Linked DNA regions of Mus musculus: all the other regions are linked to region 7. Evidence: chromatin loops called from intact Hi-C (ENCODE). Cell type or tissue: heart. All regions are shown on one strand.

Region 1 (4,000 bases), 120 kb after region 7:
TTTCTTTCTAGGTACCAAATATAGAGCAGCCTTACTATAGACAGAGCTACCCTCATACAGTTCAGACACATTATTGCAGTGTATCGTGAAGGAATAAACTTCACTGTTTGTACATCAATCAGGCAGATAATTTTACCCAAAGTTATTCTGAAGGCAAAATAAAAGTGTTGTTGGCTTTGGTACTGTTATTCTAGCAACCGTAAGCTGTTTACGGAATCTGCTGCAAGGCTAAGACAAGAGTAGCAAGGGCCCCATCACCATTAGGAGCAGAACTGAACTTAAAACTCAGTCTTTTGGAACTGGGGTCTTTGATTTCTCTCTTCACTCACTGGTTGTACTGTGTATCCTTTACTGCGTAGGTGACGGTATGGGTATAGCCTCTTCACGTCCACATTCTTTCCTTTGGTTCAATTGGGCCAGTTGTCTGGGGAGCAAGTCTGTGTGCTGAGGGAATGAGTTCTGCTTCACGAATGATTTGGGGAATTTGGGTGCCAAGCTAGACATCAAACATGGATATGCCTGTGGCACGGGTTGAGGGCGAGGCCTGAGGACATGGTTTGTGTTGGAGTCTCGCTGTGTTCTGCATGACTCATTTAGACTCAGCAGCACAGCCATGACCCATCTGCACACACCCAGGACCAGGTTCATCCTGGGGTTTTACCTCCGTAGCCCTTGCAGCTCTCACTGTCAAAAGCACAGTGCTGATTTTGGCCTTCTCGCTGGGAGATCATGAAGGAGAATTAAAGAACAGATGGTCCTAACACCCAGCTTCTGTCTTCCTGGGAAGATGGTTACAGAAGTCCTGGTTTCTGACGGACGCTGGATGGATCTTTCCTTTCTCTTTCCCGTCCTTCAGGAAAGGGGTGGGTTTTGGAGTCAGCTAAGCCCTATTCTAGCTCTGAGTAATGCATTTACCAACTCTAAGATGTGGGCAACTCTCTTGTTATTCTTGGACTCGTTACTTCGTGGAAAGCTATAAAACTTAGAGCACGAGATGGGAGCACTTATGGCAGGCTAACACAGAAACCTTAACACTATCTTCAACAGTCACTTAGCCAATTGCTCCAGCTTAAAGATGGCAGATGCAAGGGTGCCCATTAAGAATGATAATTTTAGTAATTCTTATATCTATTTAGTGTCAAGTAGGAGGGAAAGAGGGCCTACAATGTAGGCTAGAACGTTTTCCCAAACAAGACTTTTAAAAACTATGAGTAAAATCTCAAAAACTATTAGGCTGGATCTAAAAAAAAAAAGGTCTGAAGGAAGAGGGTATCAAAGACTGAGGGAGAAAGCACACCCATCATTTTCAGGATGGGAGAAATCACGGGGATACGGTGTTTCCCGCTCTTATACTGAACTATCCACTCCTATTGTCCCCCCCAGACCTTTCAAGTTTCTTGAGTTTTGCTCCTGCCTGGGCCTGGAGGTTTTTCATTTAAATGCTGTCCTGCTTGGTAGGGCCAGAGGAGGTAGCTTTAAGGAATAGGACTGTGTTGCTTAGAAATGTATGGTGTTGAAGACACACTGAAGAGAATGAAGGATAAAACCATAACCCTGAGGGCACGCCTGTTCTTGGAGAGGGAAATGTAAGTTGGGGTGTAATCTTGGGGGTCACAGGTCTATCACTTGGACTCAGTATGTCTGACAAGTTCCCCTCATTTTGGGAGCCTAACCTACCTGATAAATAAGGGGCCCAAACCCAATGGTCTCTGGGGCCTCATTTAAGTTTGCCTGACCTGGGCTTGGCTTTTCTAAGTAAACAATAAATAAACCCACGGTTGCGAAGCAGAAGAGTGTCCTTGCTCATCACTGTAAATGCCCACGATGTCAAAATGCAGGACGGTAAAAAGCGAAGTTGAAAAATGAGGAAGGGGTGTGCCAGGGCGTAATCTAAGCTGTTTTGAAGGGTGTGCACTTTTTAGGTTGCTGAAGTTCAGAGTTGGAAAACATGTCCTCTGCGAACTTATTTCCGCATCGCCTCAGCAACATTTGGTTTGATACATGAAGCACGCACAGCTTGCATGGCCCGAGTTATCGCGTTGTCCTGATAGAGAACCACCTTGGATGATTCTTCTCCTTGTGTGGGCTCAAGAAAGAAAGAATCCCTGACCAAAGTGCCAAGAGTCTACAGAGGAGGAGGAAGAGAAAGACCAGTGACTTTAAGACTTGTAGTTATATTAATAATAGTAATAGATTTTTATTAAATTTATTATTGAAATGTATATGTAGTGAAGTATATAGTGAATCTCTAAGGGCTCACTAGCAAAAGGAAACTATGAATATGTGGACAACTTCTGCCTCAAACTTACAGTCAATCAATTGGGTGTGAGTATGATTCCTGTTGGGGTTTAAAAAAAATACCCTCACACAACTCTGTCTGTTAACACTTCCAAAGTGCATCTCTGAAAATAAGAAAGATGTAAAGTGTAAGCAAAGTAGTGACAGGCCTAACCCCTCCCCCAATCCCTTCGTGCTGTACAGTAGAAGGTCAAGGCTTGGCTTTCTTGACTTAACACACGTATCTCCCACAATTTGTTTCAATCTCGATCCTAATAAGGCCCATGGATAACTTGGTGACTGTGGGTCTCAAGTCTTTTAATCTATACATTCCCATTTATATTTCTTTCCTTAACAGCTATTTGGCGAAGAAAGTGGGTCATTTTTTTTCCTGTGAATTTTCTGATTCTAATGATTAGGTTTCTGTGCCATATTTCAGTTGCTTCCATTTCTTGAAAATTGATACCTAAGGCATGGTTTGATTCAAGTTAAAAGATTTTCTTTATGATATATAATAATCATTATATTAACAATATATAATTTTTATGCCTTATAAATACAAAAATGTATCTCTATCAGGAGGCAAATAATGCTCAATTGTCTCTCTTTTTGTGATATTTGTAGCTGTTTTTAATCATTGTCCAGATCTCTTAATTCATTAGAGTTTGTAATATATTAATTCTATTAATATAATCCCTTTTTAACCTTGTAGCTGAAATATTTCTATTACAGGAAACTTCTAGTGTTTGATTACCCAGAGGGAGTTTATGTTCATTGCTATTTGTATAAAAAACTCCAGAAAATTACTGGATTTAACTATTTATTTGCGAGCATGCAGCCAGTAAATTGTGTGTGCATTTGAAAATGATACCATTTTGAACTTCTGGGTTTAGAAATATGTGGAATATCATATGAACTCACAGAGACTTTGGTATCCTGCACAGGACCTGCACAGGTCTGTACCAGATAGGCTCCCTGAGCTGAAAAGAGAAGTAGACATAAGTCCTCATCCCTAACCCAGAAAATCTCTCTAACAGAAGCCATTTGCAAATGGCATCAGGTTTTTATCCTAGGGAGTCTCCCTAGGGAACCTGCTTTTAAAGGAAGGTAGGCCCCGTGCCCAGCCGTAGATGGCAAACACAACACAAACTCAATGACATGTTTGGAGGTTCTTTCTCTCATAATGTTAAGTCAGGGATTTTTGTTTGTTTGGTTTTACCTTACAGGTCCTTTGTGTATATGTTATGGCTTCTGGTTTTGTGTTTTTTATAGGATTCCTGTGCGCGTGAATGTGTGTGTTTCTGGCTCTATATGCATTTCTTGTGCTTTTTCTTTGGTCTTTTTCTTGTTTGTTTTATCCTATTCTGATGTTTTAAAAAAAATCTTATTTCGTTTTATTACTATTCCTTAGATGCCTGTTCACTTTCTAATGAGAGACAGAAAGGGCGTGGAGCCAGGTGGGGGGAGATGCCATAATCAGAATATATTGCATGAAAAAAAATCTAATTTTTAATAACAAAAGACATGTGGGACTTGGATGCTCCAGTCAGAGTGATTTATACGTTTGTGTCTAGACTCTGTCCTGTTACACAGAGCACGTCTTCCTTCTCTCCCAAGACTAAATCTCTGCCACTTTTGGCTCTTGGGGAACCTCTTCTGTGGGCATGTGCTCTGACTCTTTCTGACGAGGGCAGATTAATCTCCACTTATTCCGTTTTCAGTT
Region 2 (4,000 bases), 130 kb after region 7:
GAGGAAAGGGGGGGGGAGCGCAAAGTACACACCCTTTAGTAGGTGTCGCCTAGGCCCCTTAGGGACTGGTATTCAGATTTAACTCCAGTGGCTGGCTTGGTTTGGTAGGACACATTTAGAAGTCAGCCAATGGCTGACAGGTACAGAAGGCCAGTGACTTTGCCTGAAGTACACTTAATATGGGGCATGATTTTGTGGTCTAGGGCTTAAGGGTGGACTCTAGCCTGCTCTCGTTCAGTTTTCTTCCCTTCCTGGCCCCCTCGTCTTTTGAGAACAGTCTCTTCATAGATCATCCCAACAAGAATTCTTATCTCTGGGTCAGTTTCTGGGAAGCTCGCCAAGATATATACCTTTAAAATAATGAACAGGATAATCTTAGAATTATTTGACCACATCTTCAATATACACTAAATGGTCAGTTTTGAGGTGGGCATCAATAGAAGAATGCACTTGAGTTAGGGGGGGAAAACCCTAAAAAATAACAATGGCAAAAATTAATTTGTGTGTGTGCTCTTGGTGTCTCGTAAAAAGAGGAAGTAGTTTTTAAGGAGTTGCAAATGTATAAAATGCTACTGGCCTGGAGAAATTCCAGTGAATGAGATCTGCTTGTCTGTAGTACTTATCTTGGGATTTTTTTTTTACATTGACCAAAGTAGTTTCTGTCACATGATCAAAGCTAATCTCAGGACAGTTCAGACAAACAAGGATAATTATAAGCTCCATCTTCTACATATAAAGACTGTTATTTTCCACCACCAAAGACTGTTTTAGATGTATTAAACCACTTGTTTTCTGTGAGCAGAGACCTGGTCCCAAAGTGTTGTTCAAACCTAGGTCTCTATGCAAAATAAAAGGTCAACTTTACAACTAATTGGAGATACATCTACACCTTTTTCATAGGTTGCTCTTCAGATTCAATCCTGTTTAGCATTACATTGGAAATTCATCTACTAATCTGGAGTTAACTTCAGTCAAAGTTGTTTTTATATTAAATATACACATTAATCATGCCCTATTGTGTAAGGAAATTATTCTGGAATCTAGCAGTTAGAACTGACAAATCGTTATTGTCCCAGAGTTTGTGTGGCTAAGGACTGAGTGGTGGTGGAGGTGCTTCTATTTTAGGGACTTGCACAAGGTCGAAGCAAAAGTGTTATCCACAGCTGCAGTCAGTCTCCTTTGCAAGCTCAGCAGAGTGAGGACTGGCTTTTACCTCCGCCAAGGTGGTTCAGGGCTCAGCTTCTTGGGTGTTCTTGCAGGGCAGCCTGGCGGGCTCCATTTCCTCCCTGGCTAGTGGCCAGTGACATCCCTCAGTTCCTTGTCATGTAGCACTTTTCATGGTGTAGTTCACAAGATGGCAGCTGGCATTCCTTAGAGTGAGCAAGTGACAGAAAGCAAGAAAGGATGGGCCTCAGAGAAGGCAGAGCATTTTCGTAACTGAATCTTGGAAATGACACCCCATCAATTTTTTTTTTTTTTGCTGTATTTTCTCAGTTAGAAATGAGTCACTAGACCTGGCCCATGCCCACGTTCAACGAGTGGATTATACATGGACAGTGTGGCAGGAGCCTTTTTAGAGGCTGCCTACCACAATGTGTCACTTGGCTTCCTCATCTATGAGGACCAGCGACTTGATCCAACCACTGTTTTCTCTTTAAGGAAGCACTGGATATTTTCAATATGTTAATTTCATGGGTTTAGGCATATGTGCTGCAGTTTAGTGCTCTTCTTTCTCGCTTGTTCTCCCTGCCACCCACTCTCCAATTTCTCTTCTCCTTTTGCCTGTCCTTGCTTGCTTCCTCTGCCCTCGTGCTTCAAGCTCTACTCACTTCTCTTTCAGGCTCCCTGATTTGCCCTCTCCTCCTTTCTCATGCTCTCCTGGTCACTGTCTTTAAAGAATGTGAATTGTGTATATCTGTTCGTACTACCATGGCCCTTGCTGTTCTCCCATCTGCTCCTAGGGACCATGGCCAACCAGCAATTTTAGATTCTGCCTTTTAAGTTTCTAAAGAAAGTGATCCAATTCAACTATTGGGTTTGGTGGTGTTTTTTTTTTCTTCTTCTTCAAGTTCCTTTAGGAGGATGACACCATAATGATGTGAGAGGAAAAAAAAATTAATAGAACACTGAGGAATCCCAATTTAGAGGGTCAGTAGAAGGTGGAGGATTTGCACTTGCTACTTTTCCAAGCATAATGTCAGATAGGAGGTTTAACTACTGTCTTTTCTTGTGAATTCTGTTAATTAATAAAAATGATATAGAACAAAGACATATCCCAGGGTGGTGATGATAATACTATAGCTGGTAGTTGATGGTAACATTGGTGTGTCCTGCGATGGTAGTTATAATGATTTTGTTGGTGATGTAGGTGAGGGTATATTGTTACTCACTAGCTTGACAGTGTTCAGTCCTTGAGACAAACTTCATCTGTCTCCAGTGTATAGCCTCACTTGAATGGATGCATGTAGACTAAAGAAGATGTAAGCAAACTGGACTGATAGGCTAGTTCAGTCACTAAAGATGTGGAGAAATATTTTTTTTCTTAAAGCTGATATGACTTTTAGAAAAACTAGTTAGTAGTAGTATTATTTCTATTTTCAGCCATAGAAGAAACACTCAAAGAAAGCAGACTACTTTTATCTACTAGGGAAAAAGAGCTTATTTTACATGTAGGGTTGATAAATAGTAGTTATCGACAATTGAGAGTGATTCCAAAGCTTGAATTTATCTGTCTGTTTGACTCTTTGTCTGTCTATCTATATTTGCATCTTGGGGGCAAAGACGTGATTAGAATGCTCAACTTTCCATGCCTACAAAACTAGTTGGCACCTATCTACTGATTTCAATGCAGGACTTACAGTCAGCAGACATCAAACAAGTAGCATTCGGATCACTTGAAGAATAGTTGTTTAGTGAGTTACAATGAATGAAGTCTTTAATGAGTGCTGGCATCAAATTCTGGCCTCATTTGTTCCTTGCCATGCCCTGTTCTGCATCTGGGATGCCCCAGGCACTCTTTTTGAGGACACTTGACCTACCAGTCATATTTCAGAAACTACAGATTTGGTCTTTGCTGATTGAGTTTAGACTCTGAGGAGTTTGAGTTGCTGGATTACATATAGGCTAATGACCCATCCAATGCTAAAGGCAAAAGCTTAAAGTGCACTAGTAAATTAAGCCATGGCATTTTCAGAAAGGAAAAATTTATTATGTCGTTGAACTTGATTCAATAAGCTTTACTTCTTTAGATATACTGCACTACAGAAAAAGTAAGAAATGAATTTTTAACAAGTGTTACCATTTTTCCTCCACTGTTCCAGGTAAAGGATACTCACAGAAAGTTAAGAGGCAGACATTTCATTGGGATTAAAAGAAAGCCATTAAAATGATAAATAGTGAAAACTGGCTATGACTACCCAGCCAGGCATTCACTTTGAAGTTCTGAGAGTATGTGCTTCAGTTAGTAAACATAGGAAAACTAGGTTTGCTTAATTTGATGGTACCTTGGGTGAAGTTTTCAGAGCTTGGCATACAATTTCAGAAGCTCATTGACACAAAGATGTCAGCAGCAATTGTTGTTGATGTTCAGAGTTTAATGTGAAATGTAGGGTGTAAAAAGAATAGAAATCACAGTGGAAGTTTTCTGCATCATCCAGAAATGACTGTGACATGAAGAATATTCTCTTAACTTGGAGATAACTGCAAAACAGGAAAGAATTGATATTCAAGCTACATATAGCTCATGGTTACTTTATAGAACAGATCAAATGTTTATAAATCAGCCAGACATACATGGTTTAATATACATCTGTAATCAAAGCGCTCCAAAGACAGAAACAGTGGGACAGAGTATGGGAGGCCAGTTTCAAAGAAAGAAAAACAGCAAGCAAATGTTTTTGAGCATTATTTTATGTAGAACTGAAGAAATCATCGAGTCTACCATTTGTCATTTAACAATCATCTCAGGTGTCCGAAAATGAACTGCAGAAGCAAATGGTTA
Region 3 (4,000 bases), 160 kb after region 7:
TTTTGAGGCCAGGCACAATCATAACACAAACAGGCCACCTGGAAACTTTAGCACATATGTAAAAGTGTGGCCCTGGTCTGTGGCCATTGCATGCTTGGCAGGAGCAGGGAGAGGTAAATGAGAGTAAGCACTGTTGACCAGGAAGACTCTGGCAGACCTGTGCAGCCCGAGGCAGCCCTGCTGGAAACCATGCTGGATCCGAAAGTGTGATATAGGAAGGCTATCATCAGCATAATAGATGAGATAAAATTTGTTTTTCTGTTTTATCATGAGATTCTCACAGAATACATTAGGAACACACAAGCAATGCATTCCATCCGAGAGAGAGAGAGAGAGAGAGAGAGAGAGAGAGAGAGAGAGAGAGAGAGAGGTCACTCCAACAATAAAGTTAAGTATTGAGCTGGTTTGTTCCTGCCTTTGCCATCCTCCACCTCATGTCTTTTCTTCTTCTCTTCCTCTGGTTTTCTGCCTTTATTTTTGTCTTGGATTGCCCCTTTTTTAAAGGATAAATTGTGATCAATGTCTCGCAGTTTTGAGTGAAAAAATATTTCACGGTAGGCACTGGAAATGTTCTTCGGTGTAGAGTTACTGCCTAGCAAGCATGAAATTTAGCTTCAATCATAGTGCTCACACACATGCATACACATGTGCGAGAATGCATACACACTTATGTGCACATGCATGCATACGCAAGGAGAAGTTTAGACTCTTACAGCTACTGCAGTGGCAGAAGTTAGGGCTCCTTTTCCACTCTCAGCAATTGTGAGATTTTCTGAATATTGTGTAAGGCTGAATAGTATCACTGTGTAGCTTTTTTAGTTTTTTCATTGTGAACATATGAGCTACTCCCCCTGCCCCCTAGGAAAATCATATTTCAAGTACACCGACTTACTAAGACACCAGTCTTCTTGTCTTCATTTGCATGTAATATTTACAAACCTTAATTAGTCTCCACCTTGTTACTGTGCAAACTCTTAGGATCACTTAGATATAGCTTTGTGAATAGCTTCATTTGTTCATTTATTAGAAATATATAATTTACTCATTAAGCTACAAATATTTAAATGACCCCGACTTGGCTTTCAAAGAGCATTTCACCTCTTTTCCTTGATTTTATATGTATAGTTTTCATAATAGTATATAGCTAAAAGTAGGAAAAATATAGACTGGTATCTTCTTGGTAAAATCATTTGAAGTGATGTAATGGTCAAATGCAAAGGAAGGCACCATTTTAATGCTGTACTGAAGACACTCCTGGTATTCAGGACATTTGTACCTAAAGATACCTGGTATTAAATACTCAGAAAAACTGTCGAAATTAGATTTATGACCTCAAGGACTTTTCTTTGTTTCGATAAATGTAGTATTAGACTGTTTACAAAACGTTCTCAAAAGTTTTCTTATGAATGTAATAGGGAGTCTGTTGCTACAATGTCCCATGACTAAGCCATGACTTAGTTGGTTGAAGACATTCATAAAAGGATACGAAGAAAAGCAGAAAATGAGAGCCAGCCTCAGTGAAGCCACTTAAAAACACCACAGTTCTGGTAGTTTGAACATATCCAATGGCTGCTTTGAGTGTCAACTCAGCAAATCTGTGCCCCGAAAGATCAAGTTGGGGTGTGTAGGTAATGACACAGATCCCTATATTTAGGATCCCGGGAGCTCTGAGAGATACAGTCACTTATTGGGCATTTGCATTTCTATCTGACTGCCCACAGGTAACAGTGGCAAACAGACTTCCATCCTGGTACCTGTTTGCAGCATTTTTTTTTTTTTTGATTCAATATACACATGAATTTGGATTGCAGTTTTCTGATCTGGGTGTCTTCTATCTATTTTAAGGGCATACATACATCTCCATGTGTATGTGTTTACAGGGCTCTCGGGTTTAGAATGTTAAGCTTTATGTATTTAATTAATTCATTAATTAATTTCTCCTATGCTATGGTTGTTACAGAGCACAAATTATTTGTGTGTGTTAATTAGAGTGTAATTTTAAATTAATTAAATTTGTGGATTCAAAATATTAAAAGTCCATGTCCTTTTTTCCTTCTTAAAGTTTTGAAGTAGATAGCACAGTTTATTAAAGAATGAGATATAAGATAATATCATATATGCATATGTAGATATCTATATAAATAACTTAATGGAGAATCGTAAGGTTAAAAGTATCTCATTTTTCAGGGAAAATGTCACCAATATTCATTAGGTTCTTTAGGCACAGAAGGTCACATTCATGCATGTCCTACTGGCTAACTCAAACAAAAATAGTCTCTGAGGCAGAGACCTGCAGCGCTGGTGCCAACTTCCACAACATAACCAAGAATTTCTTTATTTAGAACGTCCCATGTGTTATTTTTTAATCTCTGGAATCTCAGGGATTTTCCCATCCCTCTACATGCTTGATACATTCCTGGGCATGGCAACCCCTGTTGGACTCCTGAAACTTTGCTGTTTTATTTTTAAAATGTGGCCAGTGACTATTTCTGTGACAAAGGGTGAGATTCCCAACGCTGCATCACAACATATCCGAAGCTACATCGTGGGCTACAGAAACCAACTCAGTGAGCCGCCAAGGCGTCCCTTAAGGAACCTTTGATAGTAAAGATTAAAACCTCGAGATCTGTGTGAGCCTGGGGTGGGGGAAGAATTGTGTGGCAACCTTGCTAAGTGCTTGGTATCTCTACCATTCTGAGACCACCGTTCATCTTTGCCCAAGAAAGCATACATATTTAATCTTTTAACTTCAAGTTTTAGTAGATACAGAAGGCTTGAAGGTTGGTAATCCATTTGCTTTCCACACAAGTAATGGCAATGTAGGTCTTGAGCCAGACTGTGATAATCTCTAAGGCAGTTATCCTAACCACATAGGCCTTTTGGATTGTATATGGGGAACTATTAATATATACTTGAACATTTTATCCTATTTCCACATTGTGTTTATGATGTAAACACATCACAGTCTTTACAATAATGCACAATGCACAACTCAGAGAACTCCTTTTCACTCATGAATATCTGAGTCTGAGATTCACACAAACTGTACTTTTGTTTGACTCCAAAATGTGGGTGCCAAATGAATCTACTGCACTAGGCTTATGAACACTACTGCAACTGTGCAGCCACAATTTCTCTACTGGGAGAATTGTTTCAGCAGATAAACCATCTGGCTTGAAACACAGCCTTCTTTGAAAATATTCCCCATTATGTTAGCTCTGAAACAATGTGTACAACTATGTTCCAGTGGAGGACATGGTTAACAGAAATTCAATGTCAAACAATCTCTTCTCTGTAATCTCTGGTAAATGTTAAAAAGAGGTAATCAAAATGCACGATTTTAATTCTTTAAAGAATCATTGTGAGTGTGTCTGTCCTAAGACGAGGAAAATTTGGGAAAATATTTAATAAAAATATAAAACGATGGTGTCTAATATAGTGACCTTTTCTACATACATGTACATACATGTAGATTGTGGTTACTTTTGTTGCGAGTATCATGCAAGTTCTCAGTAATGATCCGTGCTCTTTCATTTCCTTTTTGCCAAGTATTTTCAAACATGAGTTGCTTTTATATTGTTGGAATATTCTTGAAAACTTATTACTAAAGATTCTGATGTGAAATTGGGTGACTCTGGGTGCTTGAGGGCTAACTAATATAAATTTGATAGAATAGTTTAAACCAATACAGTATTACTATTACATAAACAAACAAGTTTGGATAAAAAAATGAGAAATGGTCTGTTTATACATTGGCAGCATTTAGAATGATACTCCAAAGGACACTTGATGAAGTTATAAGAAAAATCGTCAAAACAAGTGAGTTTTTCTGAGTCTGTGAGACAAAAACATATCTGTGTGAGGAGGAGCAGGGCATTTGGGCCCTCGGGGGCATCAGCCCATTACTAAAAAGAAGTGAACTAGGGGACAAGTCCTGGGAACCAACACTGTACAGAATGGAGAAGGCTGCAGACAGCAGAGCTACTCAAGTCCTTGATGA
Region 4 (4,000 bases), 480 kb after region 7:
TACCCACAAAACCTATATACACATATACACACAAATGTGCACACATACATTCGTACACACACACACACACACACACACACACACACACACACACACATTTTGTTGTTTTAGGGCAAATTTGGCTCCTCTTCCTGAAGAGTAATATATCCACCATTATTTACTACTGTTATAAGCAGGGCATTGTTGCCTGGAATAAAGACAGAGATGATTAGTGATAGACTTAATCTTTGATACATTTATTTTTTCTGTCACTTCAAATGATGCCTTTCTTTTTAAAATAGATGTGTTGTTAAAAATAACCTTCACTGGGCTTAGAAGATAGCCCAGCTAATAAAATCTTCGAAAAACAAACATAAGGGACTTACTTTGATCCCCAGAACACATGTAAAAAAAAATCCAGATGTGGTGGCATGCACCTGTAAGGTCATTATAGTGGAGTCACAGATAGGCAGTTCCTGGGAGCTTGCTATCCAGGTAATCCTGGACTACCCAGGGAGTTACAAGCCAAGAGATCCTTTATTAAAAAAATGAAGGAAGGAAGAAAGGAAGGAAGGAAGGAAGGAAGGAAGGAAGGAAGGAAGGAAGGAAGGAAGGAAGGAAGGAAGGAAGGAAGGAAGAAGAGAAAGATGGGAAGAAAGAAAGAAAGACAGACAGACAGACAGAAAGAAAGAAGAAAAGAAAGAAAGAAAGAAAGAAAGAAAGAAAGAAAGAAAGAAAGAAAGAAAGAAAGAAAGAAAGAAAGAAAGAAAACAAGGAAGAAAACAAGGAAGAAAATAGTGGAGGAACTATGCCATGCCCAGAGAGATGAGGAGTCTGCACGACCAACTGTATCCCTGGAACAACCTAAAATAGGCAGGTCCTATAGGAGGATGCCTTTAAAAAGTTGATTCCCGAAATTGGAATGAAGGATGTCATCATAGCAGAGCCCTGCCCGTGGGGGAGAATGATGACACATGAGGGTAGTGATAAGAAAAAGTGAGGCTGTAACAAAGAACATGGCATTATTTAACAGGGCCAGCCTGCAGCAAGGAACAGCATCTGCTGTGTGCCCTGCTGGGGGGAGAGTAGAGGGCAGTTGGACTGCCCCCCAGTTTGGAAGCACAACGGCCCTGTCTAAGGAATGAACCTCAGGGTGTCCTGCATCAGGCGTGGGGTGGTATGTAGCAGACTAGAGCTCCCTAGGATCCCGCCTTCCTCACATCGGCCTCAAGATCACCCTGACTCTGGACAACGGCAGGATATCCACATCAAGTCTCAGTGATGATTCAGTATTTATGGTCCTTCAGAAACTCGGAACCCTGAACCAGACCCCTGACTCCTTGCAATGAGCATTTGCTTATATAGCCGTTTGGGCAAAGAACGTACTGTGTGACATACTGCAGTTTGAAATGCCACTTTGGGAAACAGTGGCTTATATGCAGGGCAGAGTGGTGGAACTGGAGGTGCAATGGCAATGACAGGTGGGGAAGCCCGTGGTGCACAGGGGAACATACTATTGCTGAGTAGGGAGTGGGGGGGGGGGGCGGTGTGGCATGTAGAGACCGGAGCTAGTGCAGGTTGTGCTGTCAAGCATACTGCCCAGGCGCACAATCCCTCTACTTTGAACAATGACAAGATGTCTGAGATGAAGAATGATTCATTTTCTCGATTGGACTTCCTGGAAAGACACACACTGTCAATGTTGCCCCGGAGACCATGATAATATCTGTGGTCCTTGGTATAGCCAGGGATCCTTCCGGTGTTTGCTGCCACCCCACGCTGTGTTGCTGTCCAAGGTCCATATATTAAGCCAGTGGGGCAGGCTACCACCAGAGGCCAGGAGGACACCTATAGTCTGTGCTATGCTGATGTCTGTGGTCTATGCTGCGTCCATGTTGATATCTGTGGCCTGGGCTGCCTAGGAGGGCCATTATGGTGTCCTTGGTCCTGTTCCAGCTGACGACTGTGCCAATGTCCATAGTTAGTACTATCACTGGAGCCCATGTTGAGGTCCACAGTCTGCACTGCTCCCAGGAGCCATATATATTTCTGTGATCCAAGCTGTCGCCAGAGACCATGAAATCCATGATTCATGCTCTGATTGTAAAAGGCAAAGAAGCTTCTTTTTCAGTGGTATAGATGGCTGCAGACTCACAGTTGAGAATAAGAGGCATGGAAACCTTCTGTGATAACTTCTTATCATCCCCTACTGCTCCAAGAAAACAATGTAGAAAGGAAGCCATTGAAAATAACTCTTAAAATTATGATAGGAACCCTCTTCACAGTTGATGATTCTAGCAGAGGTGGCATGCAGAAGGACTTTGTTTTCTATAGGGGCCTGGCCACTGGGAGTTTGACCATGCTCTAGTGAGTATTTAGTCCAACACAGAATGGACGACGACTTTTTCTTCTTCTTCTTGTTCTTCTTCTTGTTCTTCTTGTTCTTCTTCTTCCTCCTCTTCCTCCTCTTCCTCTTCCTCCTCTTCCTCTTCCTCCTCTTCCTCTTCTTCCTCTTCTTCCTCTTCTTCCTCTTCCTCCTCTTTCCTGTTATTCTTGATCTCTGTCTTGTTCTCCTCCTCCTCCTCCTCCTCCTCCTCCTCCTCCTCCTCCTCCTCCTCCTCCTCCTCCTCCTCCTCCTCCTCCTCCTCCTCTTCTTCTTCTTCTTCTTCTTCTTCTTCTTCTTCTTCTTCTTCTTCTTCTTCTTCTTCTTCTTCTTCTTTGCTAGGAGAAGGTTTCAAAAATATGTGCTGGGGGATGTACTTAGGATGAATGGAAGTAAGTGTAATCATGATGTATTTTGTGAAATTTACAAATAATTAAAACAAACACTATGTTGAAAAGGAGAAATGAGGTAGAACCTGAGGAACACTATCCATGGTTGATATATGACTTCCATACCCATGTGTACATGCATCTATCTCTTGCACACATACACAAAATATCCATTTACCTTTGGTACATTAAGAGAAAAAACCTGAAAGCTACTAGTACCTACTATATGGCATACATCAAGGAAATAGTTATTTAGCTCACATATTTATAATGTATCATTAATCGTTTTCTCCATGCAACTATTGAAGCTCTGGGCCTAAAACTTGCCTAGGGCAGCTTAATAGGTTAATAGAAAACTGGATATGTGAAAGACTTTTGTACTTGATTTGAAAAGTCATTCAAGGCAGTGGGAATGATCATTCAGTGGTTTAAAGAACCTGGCTACTCTTTCAGAAGACCCAGGTTCTATTCTAAGCAGTTTATATAATAACTATATGAAAGATCACAACTTGAGGGAATTTGATACTCTCTTCTTGTCTTCTCAGACATCAGACATGTATGTGGTGCACAGACATATAAACAGGAATAACACTCAATCACTTATGATATAATTGTTAAAAATTCAAAACTTCTTCCCTGCTAAACACACACACACACACACACACACACACGAGAGAGAGAGAGAGAGAGAGAGAGAGAGAGAGAGAGAGAGAGAGAGAGAGATTGATTAAGAACAAAGGAGAGGCCAGGCGTGGTGGCGCACACTTGGGAGGCAGAGGCAGGTGGATTTCTGAGTTCAAGGCCAGCCTGGTCTACAAAGTGAGTTCCAGGACAGCCAGGACTATACAGAGAAACCCAGTCTCAAAAAACCAAAGGAAAAAATAAGAACAAAGGAGAGGAGAGAGAGAGAGAGAGAGAGAGAGAGAGAGAGAGAGAGAGAGATTAAGAACAAAGGAGAGGCCAGGCGTGGTGGCGCACACTTGGGAGGCAGAGGCAGGTGGATTTCTGAGTTCAAGGCCAGCCTGGTCTACAAAGTGAGTTCCAGGACAGCCAGGACTATACAGAGAAACCCAGTCTCAAAAAACCAAAGGAAAAAATAAGAACAAAGGAGAGGAGAGAGAGAGAGAGAGAGAGAGAGAGAGAGAGAGAGAGAGAGAGAGAGAGAGAGAGAGAGAGATCAATTAATAGATACAGAGAGTCAGAGATAGACAGAGACAGAGAAAGACTTATGATGGCGGATTTCTGAGAC
Region 5 (4,000 bases), 400 kb after region 7:
GATAATAACAAATGTATTGTGATTCTTTAAAAGTAGAAATCAAAAGCTTTCTTACCTATGTCACTTTGTCCCAAGACTTTTTTATAAATGGAGTTCAAAATTGTAGCCTGTTAGGTATGAAGCCTTCCTGCTTTATAGACTGGGGGTTTAATTTAATTATCTGCTTAGTGACACACAGGCTTTGTTAAAAAAAAAACAACTTTGTGAGAGCTCAAATTTAGATAGAGACTTCTGGATCTTGTTGGTCTCAAGGGATGATGATTCAGATTCACTGTGAGATGGTTCAGGCTAAGGATGAAGCCCAGATCTCCATAGAAGGCAGTGGCCAAACCAGCTAACTAACACACTGACCACAGTTCAGCACTGTGGGAATTTCAAAATCAATGCTTAAAAGAATTAAATACATTCTCCTCTATTTTTCACTCATTCCTGTTCTATCTTAACTCCTCACATTCTTCTTTAGGGCCTGACTTGACAAATCCCCAAATGACAAAGATTAAGAGGGTACCTGTGTTAATTATGAAGTAGCAGAGCTGGAGATCGATGCAGGCAGTTTAGAAGTGACTCCCACATCCTCAGTTCTGTGTCTCCCTGTGTCTGTAACTTGGGAGAGTTTCTTTCCATCCGTAAACGTCATAACATTTGGTCTCACTTGTGTGGTGACCGTGAAGCTGGAACTTGTCCTCCAAATAAGGCAAACTGAAAAACGTGCTTAGCTTATAGATGAGCACACCCTTTGTTCAGTGGCCCTTATGGATGGAGTTCTAGGTTACAGTCATAGGAAGTGCATCACATATATGCAATACATCCAACACTTAATGACCTACTTTTGTAAATTATGGATTGGTTCAAATATGTACTATTTAGTGAATAAAAACTATTTGTTTTATGATAGTGAATTTATAGGATTGCATACTTCAGTGCCAATGTGGAAAACTCTAAATCAACTGGTTTGTTTGTTTGTTTGTTTGTTTATTTAGTATCATAATACAGTATTTAAAGATGACCCACTTTGCTTTAAAAGTGTATAAGCTCTAAGGCATCTCAGTGTACTTGGGACTGTGTTACCTGTTCTTCTCTTCAAATTACTGTCTGCATGATTGTCACTGTCTCCCGGTTCCACAAAGAACTCCTTGATGACATTTATCAGCCTCCGTTTTTAGACATGATTTCATTAAAAGCCATTCTCCTATAGTCGTTGTGCTCTCTCTGTTTAATGTGGTCTGTAGAGTTCATCAGATGTATGTGTTAATGGCATCAGCTGGGTTCAGGTTTCACTATAGCTGAACCTCTCTATTGTTAATCACTTAGCTAACATATGTCAATATCATAGTATGGAATGACACTCTCTGCAGCTCCTTTATATTCCTGTCACTGCCCTTTCTGAAAGATTAGAAAAGTATCGATTATCATTGTTAATTCAGAAGTGGTGGGTATGTGTTGGCTTCCCCTCACTAGAATACAACAGCACTCAACTTGGGTTAGAACCTTTCAACTTGCTCAGCCTTTTTTAGTGATTTTTTCTTCAGTCCTTCCTTTTCTCTCTTCGTTTGCTACTTTCACATGCAAAAACCAGGGGCTTGCAATTCCAAAAGAGGAGAGATGTTTATATCTTTCTACTTCAAGTCACATCCAACATTTCTCATCTTGAAGTGGCACAGCTAGGAGTAATCTTTGTTTGCTTTCTGCAGTGTTATCGCTCCCTGGGGACACACAGGGAGTCTAAGACTGGGTGGGAAAATGTTGTAGATTTGTACAGGATGTATATTGCACTTTAGAATTTTTGGCATACTGAGATAATTTTGATCCTCATATCTTATATTTGGTGTCCTTTGATAGCTTAGAGTTGAATAAAGTCTCTCTCTCTCTCTCTCTCTCTCTCTCTCTCTCTCTCTCTCTCTCTCTCATTCTTACTCTGTCCTCTTTAAGTCTGATGTCATTGTAAACAGAAAGATGAGGGCCTAATATTGAAGGGCTGCTAGCTTCAGGGTGAGTGGTGGGCTCAGCAGAGTGTGATGGTAGAGAGTCATTCCACTTCAAGGAGGATACTGCCCAATTTTTTAAACTTAATAGGATTAGTCATGGGAACTATTTTTAGCAGAAGTTCAACTTTATCCATGTATTTTAATGTGGGAAAATTGTGTCCTTTTCCCTCTGCTAATGTTTGATGTATTCCAGCCCTCCTGTGAGTGTGTTTGAGTATCTTAGGGGATCTGGAGTGGAGGAGAACTTCCTCTCAGATTCTCTCTGTTTTCTTTCGGGAAAATGACATTCCAAAGCTGTTTCACTTTCTGACAGGAAGTGGAGCCTTGCCAAAAATGATTAAAGTCCAAGAAAACATAACAGCCCCAAAGCTGCCGCAGTTCTTTAGGAGCCCAAGTTTGACATTGTGTCAAACAAACATGAAATATTGTTTAATAAATTTGAATAATACAGAGATAGGGGAAAATCATTCTTGGCTTATAGCAGTAGTGCTTTGTATTGAGTATGTAAAAGACTACCTACTCCTAACAAATTGAAATTAATACGTGAATACTCTTGTGTAAAGTTATCCCAGCTTGTGACTTCCTCTGTTATACTAGTTATCTATAAGAGGGAAAAAAAACTTGTCTGAATTATGTGTAAGTTCAAACAATTATGCATAGTGTTCAGGGAAATAACTCTGATAGTGCAATCCACCCCTCTCGTAGTACATAGTTTTCAAGAAAATATAAAAGGTACACAGTGGATTCATTGATAAATTCATTTATAACAAAAGAGTTTTATTAAAAGGGGTTAGATAATAACTTAAACTTAAGTTGATATTTGGAAAAATAAACCACCAAAACTTTATACAATTTCACTATATTCCCACCCAAGATAATTATGACCTTCCTCTATCAAATAAAGCTAAAAAAGAAAAAAAAACCCATAAACTTCTCTTATTAAAAAACTAACACCTCTTTTTTTTTAAAAAAAAAAAAGGAAAAGTTTAAAATACTGGACTTAAAACACACCTGAAAACTTAATCCTTATATTAAAAATTCTTATTTCTGTTATCTTTGATGTTACTATTCCAGGTGTATATTTGAAATATATGTTTTAATGAAAACTATTCAGTAATTTCTGTACTCACAGACACTCAACAAATCCCACAATTCATGATCACTATTTAGACATGTTAAATTGATTAGAGAAGTCATTCACTGTCATTGGGTACCATTTGTCACTTCATAAACAGCTGCAGTGTGCTGCCTCCAAATGCAGAAGGACCAACAAATAAATCACATCAAATGGTGGGAGTAGATGCTATCCTTTCATCTATAATTGGTATAGCCCTTTTCTGTCACATTTGCTCATTCTTATGATTCTAGTGTGGATTGACAGACAGGGAAAGGGCAGCCTCTGTCAAAGATGTTCAGAGAGTGTGTGTTCGGGTGATGTACCTGCTAATAGATATCCATCATAATATTACATTAATGTCACCATGCATCAAACATACAACTTACCCATCTAGGTATCTGATGTTAGACCCATAAGGATCTGTTCCCACAGGAAATAAGCTCTTAGCTTTGACAGGAAATTGATAGATGTCAAAGCAAAAACATGATTTACAGATACAAAGGAAAATAAGTGTACATTGCACATACCATTCCAGTGTGTGTAACTATAAAATTAGAAAGTTTAATTTCAGACACTATAATAAATATATATAGAATGGGATTTTTTTGCTAATTTCAATATACAATTCATTTTTAAGCAATTTTTTTCTTTTCTTATTAAACTAAAAGTAGCCACTGTTACAATTAATGCTTGGTATTATGTCCTAGATTAAGACTTTAATGAAAATCTGCTTTCTTGGAGGTCAAAACTCTTTCACCCTGCAATATCTATGTGTTTTTAGTGCATGTGTTCATGTATATATGCATACCACCATACACAGAGGCTTCTGTATATATTATGCAATAGAGTCATACCAACATTAAAAATTAACATAAATTAATGAAGACAATATACTTTC
Region 6 (4,000 bases), 460 kb after region 7:
GTAAGTTTTATTGCAATCTCAATTCTAGATTATTGAGATGTGTTTGTATATTTATACTATATTGGCAAATGCTATCTCTCTTCCATTTTCATGTTACTTTATCTTTCTGTCTCCCTCTCTCAGCATCAACTACTACATCTTCAAAAACTGAGCAAATCTGAAGAACTACAATATATGTTTCTATGTATCAGGTGAGCAATATCTCAATGAGCAATAATCAAATGGCTATAGTTCCTTTTATATGAGATGAATTTAACTTTTATAGTCTTTGCAGAATACAACAAAGTGATAGAAGAATTGAAAGAGGTGGGGAGAAATAGACAATAGCAAATCAATGCCCCTTGGTTTCAATTCTTGCTGTGTTCCTACTTTTCATGTTGATTTGGACATTTAGTCAAGCTGAGTGTATATCTTGTTTTTAAGATTTGTTTTCATATTTTTAATGTAGTTCTCAAGAATCCAAGCTGCTTAATATAATGTATAAACATAGACAAAATGCTTCTTTTCATACTGTTGTAAAAACTCACTTTTACTAGTATTACTGAGACACTTTAAAAAAATTTCAAGGGCAATTTTGACTTCAAATTATTTTTATGCTACAAATAAGATGTGAAAATTTCAGCAAGACATAACTATACCATGACTGAACAACAGCAGCAAATCCCTACTTTAAATGTGAGTATGTAATATGTAATTTCACATGGAAATCAGAATGTATTTTTATTGTTTATTAATCTCCTAAGCCAGTAACTTTCTCACAAAATAGTTGTTATTGAAATCTGACTTATTACCTTGGATAATTTTTGTTAGCTGCTAGCGACTTTTTTCTTATATTTGTGGACAGAATTTTTTTTTTTCTTAAGCCACTTAACTTCTGCTGTTTTCCTGAGTCCTTTAATGAATGAATAGATATTCTCATAGACTTTCAGTATTTCAGTATGGAAGTGCGGGCAGGGTGAAAGAGACAAAATTGGAGGCCTTTCATTAAAAGAAAAAAAAATAAAAAGAAAAAAAGAAGAAACAAAAACAAAACAAAAACAAAAACAAAACAAAAAAAAATCCTTATCAGGCTTTTCAGGCCCCATGATAGAACAGTAGGAAAAATTAAAAATACCTATCATATCCTAGTCTATTATCAAGAGAGTCTATTTTATATGTGCTGTCTAGTGTAAGCAGGGAAGTCCTAGAAGCAATGGGGAACATACAAATTACTCCCTATTCAAGCTGGAGTTTCAAGGACCGTTTATAAGGCACCCATGCCTGTCTTCATGCCTGCTGCCTGATTTATGTGTCCTTTTATAGTGCTCCGGGCAATTTAAATATACAGCCAGAGTTGAGGACAAATGAACCTTAGTCCATCTGGATGAGGTGTGGAGCCTTGGTTTACTGGGTGTTCACCGAGGCTCGTCTTCCCAAACAGTGGAACCTACTAGACTCTTCCCTTTGCTCTGACTGTGGAAACAGTCAAGGAAGTCGGAAGAATTAATGATTATTTTATTAATACTAATATTATTATTATTGTTAAGCTGTAGGAGCAGCTAGCACATTCTAACCCTGAGGCTCTTTCTCTACTTCTTACCATTAGGCTTTAGAATTCTTACAAGTCATTTAAAGAAGGAAAGATCGTACACCGGGAACCTGTCCCTAAACTTTACCTCCAGTGTTTATTTAGTTTATTTAGTTATTAATTTTCTGGGTCCAGTTGCATTATTAGTTTAGGTAAAAGTGAATACATTTTGTGGTACCTATGAATAGATAATTCAAATAATTTAGGTAATTAACTAGAGTTACCCCTTCAAAGTCAGCCTGGCGATAATATCATTAAAGGTACACAGGTAACTGGAAGCTGGAGTTTTCAGCATTGCACTTCTTGGGCTGGGTAATTGCCTCTTTCCCCATCCTGTCTTTCTAATTTGCTATGCAAACAAAACCAAAACAAACCAAAAAATAAAATGAAAAGAACAAAAAGCAACTTCTTGGCTTGATTTTTTTTTTGTCAATGTATGTATCAATACTTAAAAGACAGAACTGTTAAGGTGATAGCAATTCAAGATAGGACAGTGCAATTCAAAACACACCAAAAAGATAACAGATTTAGTGAAATTGACATATGTTAGTGATTATGCAATCATTCATTTCCCACAGATTTCTTTTTATAGGAAACTTTGGAAAATCCCAGAAGAACTGACCGAGTCACTTAAACCACAACAGGTTTCTTTCAACATCAAAACCATGAGTAGGAGTGGGAGAGGAATAATTTAGCTTTTTCTTTCTTTTTTTTTTTTTCTTAAGGACAAGGACAGCCTGGTTCTGACTGTGCAAAGCTGCGGCTTTGCCTCCAGTGGATGCCTTTGGAGCAGCAGATCTGACTTCCTCCTCCAACCAAGGAGTCCTAAAAACATCCAAGCAAAGGAAGCATATTTTCCCCATGACATGAGAAAGGGCCACAGAGATCTAAATGAAAACGGACATTTCACCCGAGTGACTGTTTGTATCTCACCTTGGCTGTGTGCCTAATTCAACAGGCACTTAGGTGGCTGAAGAGGGAATTTTTCGTTACCATGAATCCAGCCCCGGGTTGGACAGAGAGCCTTTTGACAGCAGGCCGAGTTCCTTGTGCTCGCTGGCAAAATGACCACATTTCTCTTCCAGTTGTTGTAGGGGTTTGAAAAAATCCCTCACTTCCTGGCAAAAGTTTTCTTTCTCCAGGAGATAAAGGCAAGGCTTCTTCCGCCTACCCATAGAATACTTCTATCACCTCAGAAACAGTTTTCAGCAAGGCAGGGTTGCTTGAACACTCATGTTAGCTCTCCACGGACTCTCGACAGCTGGCTGATGACCAAAGAGTCTCAGGGAAGTACTCCCTTCTCTGATTGTCCATGTCAGTGGGAGTCTGCGGGCTGTCATCAGAAAGTTCATCTTACATGTATGACTATGGGGCCTGTGTGTGTTCAAATATATATGTCTGAGGTATGGGCAGAGTGCCTAGTTTGAAGCTTTTATGCATACTCAAGAACCATGACTGAGAAGGCCAGAGCAGAATGAAGGTAACACTCACTCTTTTGTTGCTCCCTAGGAAGTACCATGACTTCTTTGGTGATGGGAGTCTAGTGTAGCAATATAGACATACCACTGCCTTATTCAGAAATAGACAACACAACTTACCCTGGTGGCAAAATGAATCAACACAATCCTTCTCAGTGACATTTTAGCAAAGTAAGTTGAGAACTTTAAAATGCCATATCTCTACTTTGGAATTGTTTTTAAGTTTAAACAACACAAAATACAGTGTAGACACTGTAGTTTAAAATAGGATGTCCTGGTGAGTTTTGTTCAACTGGACACGAATCAGAGTCATTTGGGAAGAGCAAAACTCAGTTGAGAAAATGCCCACAGCAGATTGGTCTGTAGGACATTTGTTTGGATGGTGATTATTGTAGAAGGGCCCATCCGCTTATGGGCAGTGCTACCTCACCTGGACAGGTGGTCCTGGGAATATAAGAAAGCAGGCTGAGCAAGCCTTGGGGAGTAAGTGTAAGCCATGTTCTTCTAAGGCTTCTGTTTCAGTTTCTAGCTTCAGGTATCTGCTGCTAATGAAGGTGCAATACCAGAGTAGAAGCCTTGAAGGGGTCATCAAGAGAAGCTGAGAAGTGTTAGAGCCAGTGAACTGAGCCCAGTAGAGGCTATGTGTGAAGGTACAGTCCAGGTACAACAGAGACCCCTGCAATTTGGAGATGGCAGTAGCATGGGACAATGTTCAAACCTGCAGCAGGTGTGAAGGGTGGTTGGCCTGAGCCTATGAGAGAAGCTGTGTGTGCTGTCCATGGCAGAGCCAGAGTGCTGGATCAGCAGATCTGAGACCAAGAAGTCTGTCACTGAGGTATCCACTGTTGGTCTTTAGCTTTGCTCTGTTTTGAATGTAACTCTGCCCTGGTGCTTTCCTCTTGAAATGAAAAAGTATGTAACTTATCTTTGATTTTTACCTGAGCTTATTGTGGAG
Region 7 (4,000 bases):
CTGTTTTCCCGTTAATAATCCACTTCGAGATTAGCGCAGGCGAAGGGGATTAAAACAACAGATACATGCAAATGTGAAATAATATTGACATCGACATTGGAGGGGAAATAATTCTTGAGGCTTTCCTTGGATAAAGTCAACTGCTCCTCTTAGGACTCCCCCCCCAAGCCCCCCACCCCCGGCAGGGTGAGGAGGACACCCTTTTGTTTTCCAATTCCCGGCAGCCAGACCCGGAGCCTGTCCCCCCATTCACCTCTCAGTCTGTCAATTTCCTTAACTTTCACAGCCGCTCCCCACCCCCACTCCTGCTGGCCCAGAGGCCCGAAGAGGTTCTTTTCTGCCCTTGAACACACAAGCCGAAGAAAGAATTCGAATTTGGCCACAGCTAATGATTTTTTTTTTTTTTTAAAGCAAATTGTGTTTATTTTGTACCATGTGGAGGGGAAAAAAAAAAAGGATTCTTTTCTGGTTTAGAAATGGAGCTGGTCTTTCATCTAAAGGAATTGTTTCAATCCTGTAGTGCTATGCAGGACGTGGCTAACCTAACTTCGTTTAGAGTTGCGAGCAAAGGCTGATGATACCCGGGACCCCTGGATTAGGTGTGTGAGGGCACGGCGGGGTCTAGGCAAAGCCAAACGGTTTTCTCACGTGCAAACTCGCAATCCAATCCATTCGGAGTTGAGCCTAGGATAGGAGGGGAAAGCCTATTTAAAAAAAAAAAATCGGGAGCATCTCAGAGAAGCCCTTTTCAAACAAAACTAAAACAGGACCGGAGAGCCCGCGACCGTCCCTCACCTCCCCGCTGCGAGGCCCGCGGGCTGTGGAATCTCGCACGTCACCTGGCCCCAGCGGGGCGGCCAGCTGAGGATTTTATTTTCCTATTTTATTTGAAGTAAAGGCTTCATCTCGGCTTTGGGGGTGTTTGCCAACGTCTCTACTGACAGGAACCAGCAAACTTCAGGACTCAAATGAGCATCTTAATTTATTGATGCAAAGCAGGTCTGCTCACAGATCCCCCATCCCCGGCGCTCTCCCCCCCACCCCCCCACCCCCGCGAACTTCGCTCCCTCTGTCGGTCCCGGAGCACGTGGGGGGGGGGGGAATCGGCGGCCCGCACCCCCCTGCAACACCCGACCCCGCCCTGGTACCGCGCGACCCCCGCCCCGCTCCCGGTCAGCTGACCTGGCTCGCCGGCCTGCTCCCCGCCCGCCGCCCTGTTTCCGGTCCCCCGGGTCCGCGAGCCCCGCTCCGCGAGGAAGCCGCGGCGGCCGGGAGGTGATGCAGGGGGCTGATTATCATGAGAAAGGCTGTGCCTGGAAAAGCCTCCTCCACGCGACTGTCAGTCTCACAAAAGGGGGGTGGTGGTGGTGGTGGAAGAAAAGGGGCTCTGGAGGAGTCACCAGAAAACTTGCAGCAAGTTAGATGCGACGCAGGCCCGAGGAGGTGGCTTTCGCCTTAACTTGGAAGGCTGGGCATTAAGGGTGCGGACGCCAACAGCCTCGCCTGGGGATTGGAAACCCAAATCTCCCTCCTCCCTTTCCTCTTGCCCTCCTTTCAGCCCTCCCTGCCCTTTATCCAGATTTTCTTGCAATTCTGTCGTAATTGCATTTTCTACATTCTCGTTTCTTTCTATATTTCTTTTGCAATCTCATTTCCCCCCAATTTACCTTCTTTGTAAAAAAATTTTTGGTGCCTACTTTATACGTCCAGATTTATCAGTTCGTTTTCAAAACAATGTTTAAAATGCAATTAATCTACCAGCAGGAGGTCAGGGACACCCTGACTAAAATAACTCCTGGGTCTTAAGAGACAAGTTCGCCAGGTGTCAGGAAAAAGTAAAATAATAATGAAAATAAATGAGTATCTCAATGACTATAACAGCTTATTACTCTCTATTATTATATCAGCTCTCACAGATTTTTTTTAAAAAAGATATAATCTTTCTGGAAAAAATACGAAAGTATTTGACAACGAGAATCAGTATAATTAAGGCAATATGCAAATTGTTCGTACTTATAAATAAATTATTTTAATCATGCTTATCAGACTTTAGAAATAATAGTAGGTAAATTCAAGAAACAAACTGGGTTTTCTTCTCATGATTATTAGAAAGTGGAAAAAAAAACCCAACAAAACAAAACAAAACCAAAACCTCCCAAAGCTGTCTGTCTGCCCCCCCCCCCCCCCAACATCGACTGATCAATTCAGGGAGAAGCAGCCTGTTGTGCATTCTGTTTAATTGCTGAGCAGCAGATCCACACCTTGGGTTTGCTGCTTGCTTTCCTGGCCAGGTTGCTGTCCATTTCCTAGCAGGTGAGTGAACGTGAGAAGTCCGATGCCACAGATTGGCTACACTTACACTTTTCCTGATGATGATAATTACTGCTCTTTCCTACACTTGTAACACATTTGTAGCTCTCCTATTAAAAATCAGAGCTTGCTCTTGTTTACAATTTGTTTACTTTACTGAATTTTTAAAACTTGTTACAAGTCAATTGAACATGTACATTAAGCCCCTTTTTTAGGCCAAGAAAAATAAAGATGCATTAGAAAGATGCCTTTTAAGCTTCATAATTATTAATTGACATTTTATGATGAATAATTAATCATCTGAATAATTTTGGTATCTCTGATCTGAACACATATTTGCATATCTAATGCTTGATTTTTAAAAATGTGTCTTTTAAAGATTCATTCTTTCAGGACAAAGAAATAAAGTGATATTTTAAAATGTAAAATTTTCTGCACTTGTAAAAGTTTGTTATGCTATTATATTCTTTCTAGAGATCCATAAAACTTTTTAACAATTTGTAAAACATTTATGTAGCAAGCACATTGAAACACATGGCAGCTGTACAATTAGGAAAACGATCTCTATGTGAAATCAAGTAACCGTTCTTCCTAAATTCACATACGTGCACTAATTATGCACCATATATCCTTACTGAAATGTGGTCATTGAACTTCTTGGTTGATTTACTATAGCATAAGCAGGCATATGAGGCATTTGACAAACAACTCAAGTTTGATATTTAGATAAGTTTTCATTTTTTAGTTATTAATGCGTAGGATGGTTGAAGTTATTTAAAAATGATTAAGCAAGTCTGTCCATTCTATTTTTATGATGCTGAAGTTCAAATGTCTATGTAATTATTCTTTTCATGATCGCAAGCAATCTACTCTAAACTTGTTTATTTCCAGTGGGTACACTAACGGCACCTATCCCTCAGAATTAACTGAAGTAAAGCATGAAGCTTTGCTGTGTTGTAGTTTATTATAATGAACCTTTGGACAAACAGTATTGAACATCCAGGCCAGATAAAGCTAGTACCAAGTAGTTTCGAATGTGGTAGGATTTATCATTACTTATGATTTTTCTAGGATTGTCCAAAGGATGCCTAGCCACCAACGTACAAATAAATGGAGCATTTTCTTTCTGCTAATTCAGCAGTTAATTTATTATATTCAATGTGGTCCTAATTTGGTTATAAATATCAGATTCCTTTGAAAAGGAATTTAGCCCAAATGTCTGAATGTGAAGTTTCCTGTGTTCTGTAATCACATACTGTCTTTGAGTTTAAAGGTTAAATGTGCAAAAGCCCAGAAGCGATCTTAAGTAAGAGTCAAGAGTAAAAGGAGACAAACTCACAGATTTGGAGACAAGGAGTTTGGCTGTCACAGTGCTTTGCTTTGAGACCACTCAGAATGATAACCAACATTCCCGTCGGTTATTGTGGCCCGAGCTTTAGATTTGCTCCAGCATCTACAGTGGGGACGAAAGTCAGTTTATAAACTGGAAAATGAATTCCCCTACTCTCTTAAATGTCCACAAGGCCAGAGTTTCTTTTTGATGCAAAGCTGAAAAATCAGTGCAATTGCGGGATGGGAAGTCCTTCAATATTTAGTCAGAACACTAAAGGCTTTTTGTTGTCTTTTAAGACCTTTAGGAGCATTTATAATTATTTATCATTCTTAAAGGGTCCTTTAATTGTCTGCTTTC

Evidence for each region. A loop is a pair of places that touch in the nucleus more often than their neighbours do. Peaks named below come from ENCODE experiments on the same cell type or tissue, not always from the same donor. Only the 100,000 strongest peaks of a DNase experiment are listed, where the experiment ranks them.
Region 1: it touches region 7 in a loop (2.6-fold over the local background); 8 of 42 quality-filtered maps call a loop at or near these places.
Region 2: a loop joins it to region 7, with 2.3 times the contacts of the local background. A loop is called at or near these places in 9 of 42 quality-filtered maps.
Region 3: it touches region 7 in a loop (3-fold over the local background); 6 of 42 quality-filtered maps call a loop at or near these places.
Region 4: it touches region 7 in a loop (4-fold over the local background); 5 of 42 quality-filtered maps call a loop at or near these places.
Region 5: a loop joins it to region 7, with 10 times the contacts of the local background. A loop is called at or near these places in 4 of 42 quality-filtered maps.
Region 6: it touches region 7 in a loop (2.9-fold over the local background); 4 of 42 quality-filtered maps call a loop at or near these places.

Annotation. Positions count from the first base shown.
Region 1 is chr2:45,234,495-45,238,494 of GRCm38, forward strand. No RefSeq gene overlaps it. Among named protein-coding and RNA genes, the nearest start is that of Gm28643, 100 kb to the left of the region's middle. In heart, no CTCF peak of the experiment used is centred here; a DNase peak (open chromatin) is centred at 2,007.
Region 2 is chr2:45,245,092-45,249,091 of GRCm38, forward strand. It overlaps Vis1. Among named protein-coding and RNA genes, the nearest start is that of Gm28643, 110 kb to the left of the region's middle. In heart, no CTCF peak of the experiment used is centred here; a DNase peak (open chromatin) is centred at 1,730; H3K27ac peaks cover 336 bases.
Region 3 is chr2:45,280,879-45,284,878 of GRCm38, forward strand. It overlaps Vis1. Among named protein-coding and RNA genes, the nearest start is that of Gm13479, 110 kb to the right of the region's middle. In heart, no CTCF peak of the experiment used is centred here; no DNase peak of the experiment used is centred here.
Region 4 is chr2:45,595,057-45,599,056 of GRCm38, forward strand. No RefSeq gene overlaps it. Among named protein-coding and RNA genes, the nearest start is that of Gm30848, 24 kb to the left of the region's middle. In heart, no CTCF peak of the experiment used is centred here; no DNase peak of the experiment used is centred here.
Region 5 is chr2:45,512,768-45,516,767 of GRCm38, forward strand. No RefSeq gene overlaps it. Among named protein-coding and RNA genes, the nearest start is that of Gm30792, 23 kb to the right of the region's middle. In heart, no CTCF peak of the experiment used is centred here; a DNase peak (open chromatin) is centred at 2,274.
Region 6 is chr2:45,578,891-45,582,890 of GRCm38, forward strand. It overlaps Gm30848 (a long non-coding RNA gene), which reads left to right. Exons shown (of 3, transcript XR_374345.3): 2 at 124-191; 3 at 2,293-4,000. Among named protein-coding and RNA genes, the nearest start is that of Gm30848, 8.2 kb to the left of the region's middle. In heart, a CTCF peak has its summit at 2,348; a DNase peak (open chromatin) is centred at 2,461.
Region 7 is chr2:45,116,018-45,120,017 of GRCm38, forward strand. It overlaps a transcript of Zeb2 not described here. Among named protein-coding and RNA genes, the nearest start is that of Zeb2, 4.7 kb to the left of the region's middle. In heart, a CTCF peak has its summit at 1,750; DNase peaks (open chromatin) are centred at 274, 714 and 1,324; H3K4me3 peaks cover 1,879 bases; H3K27ac peaks cover 1,758 bases.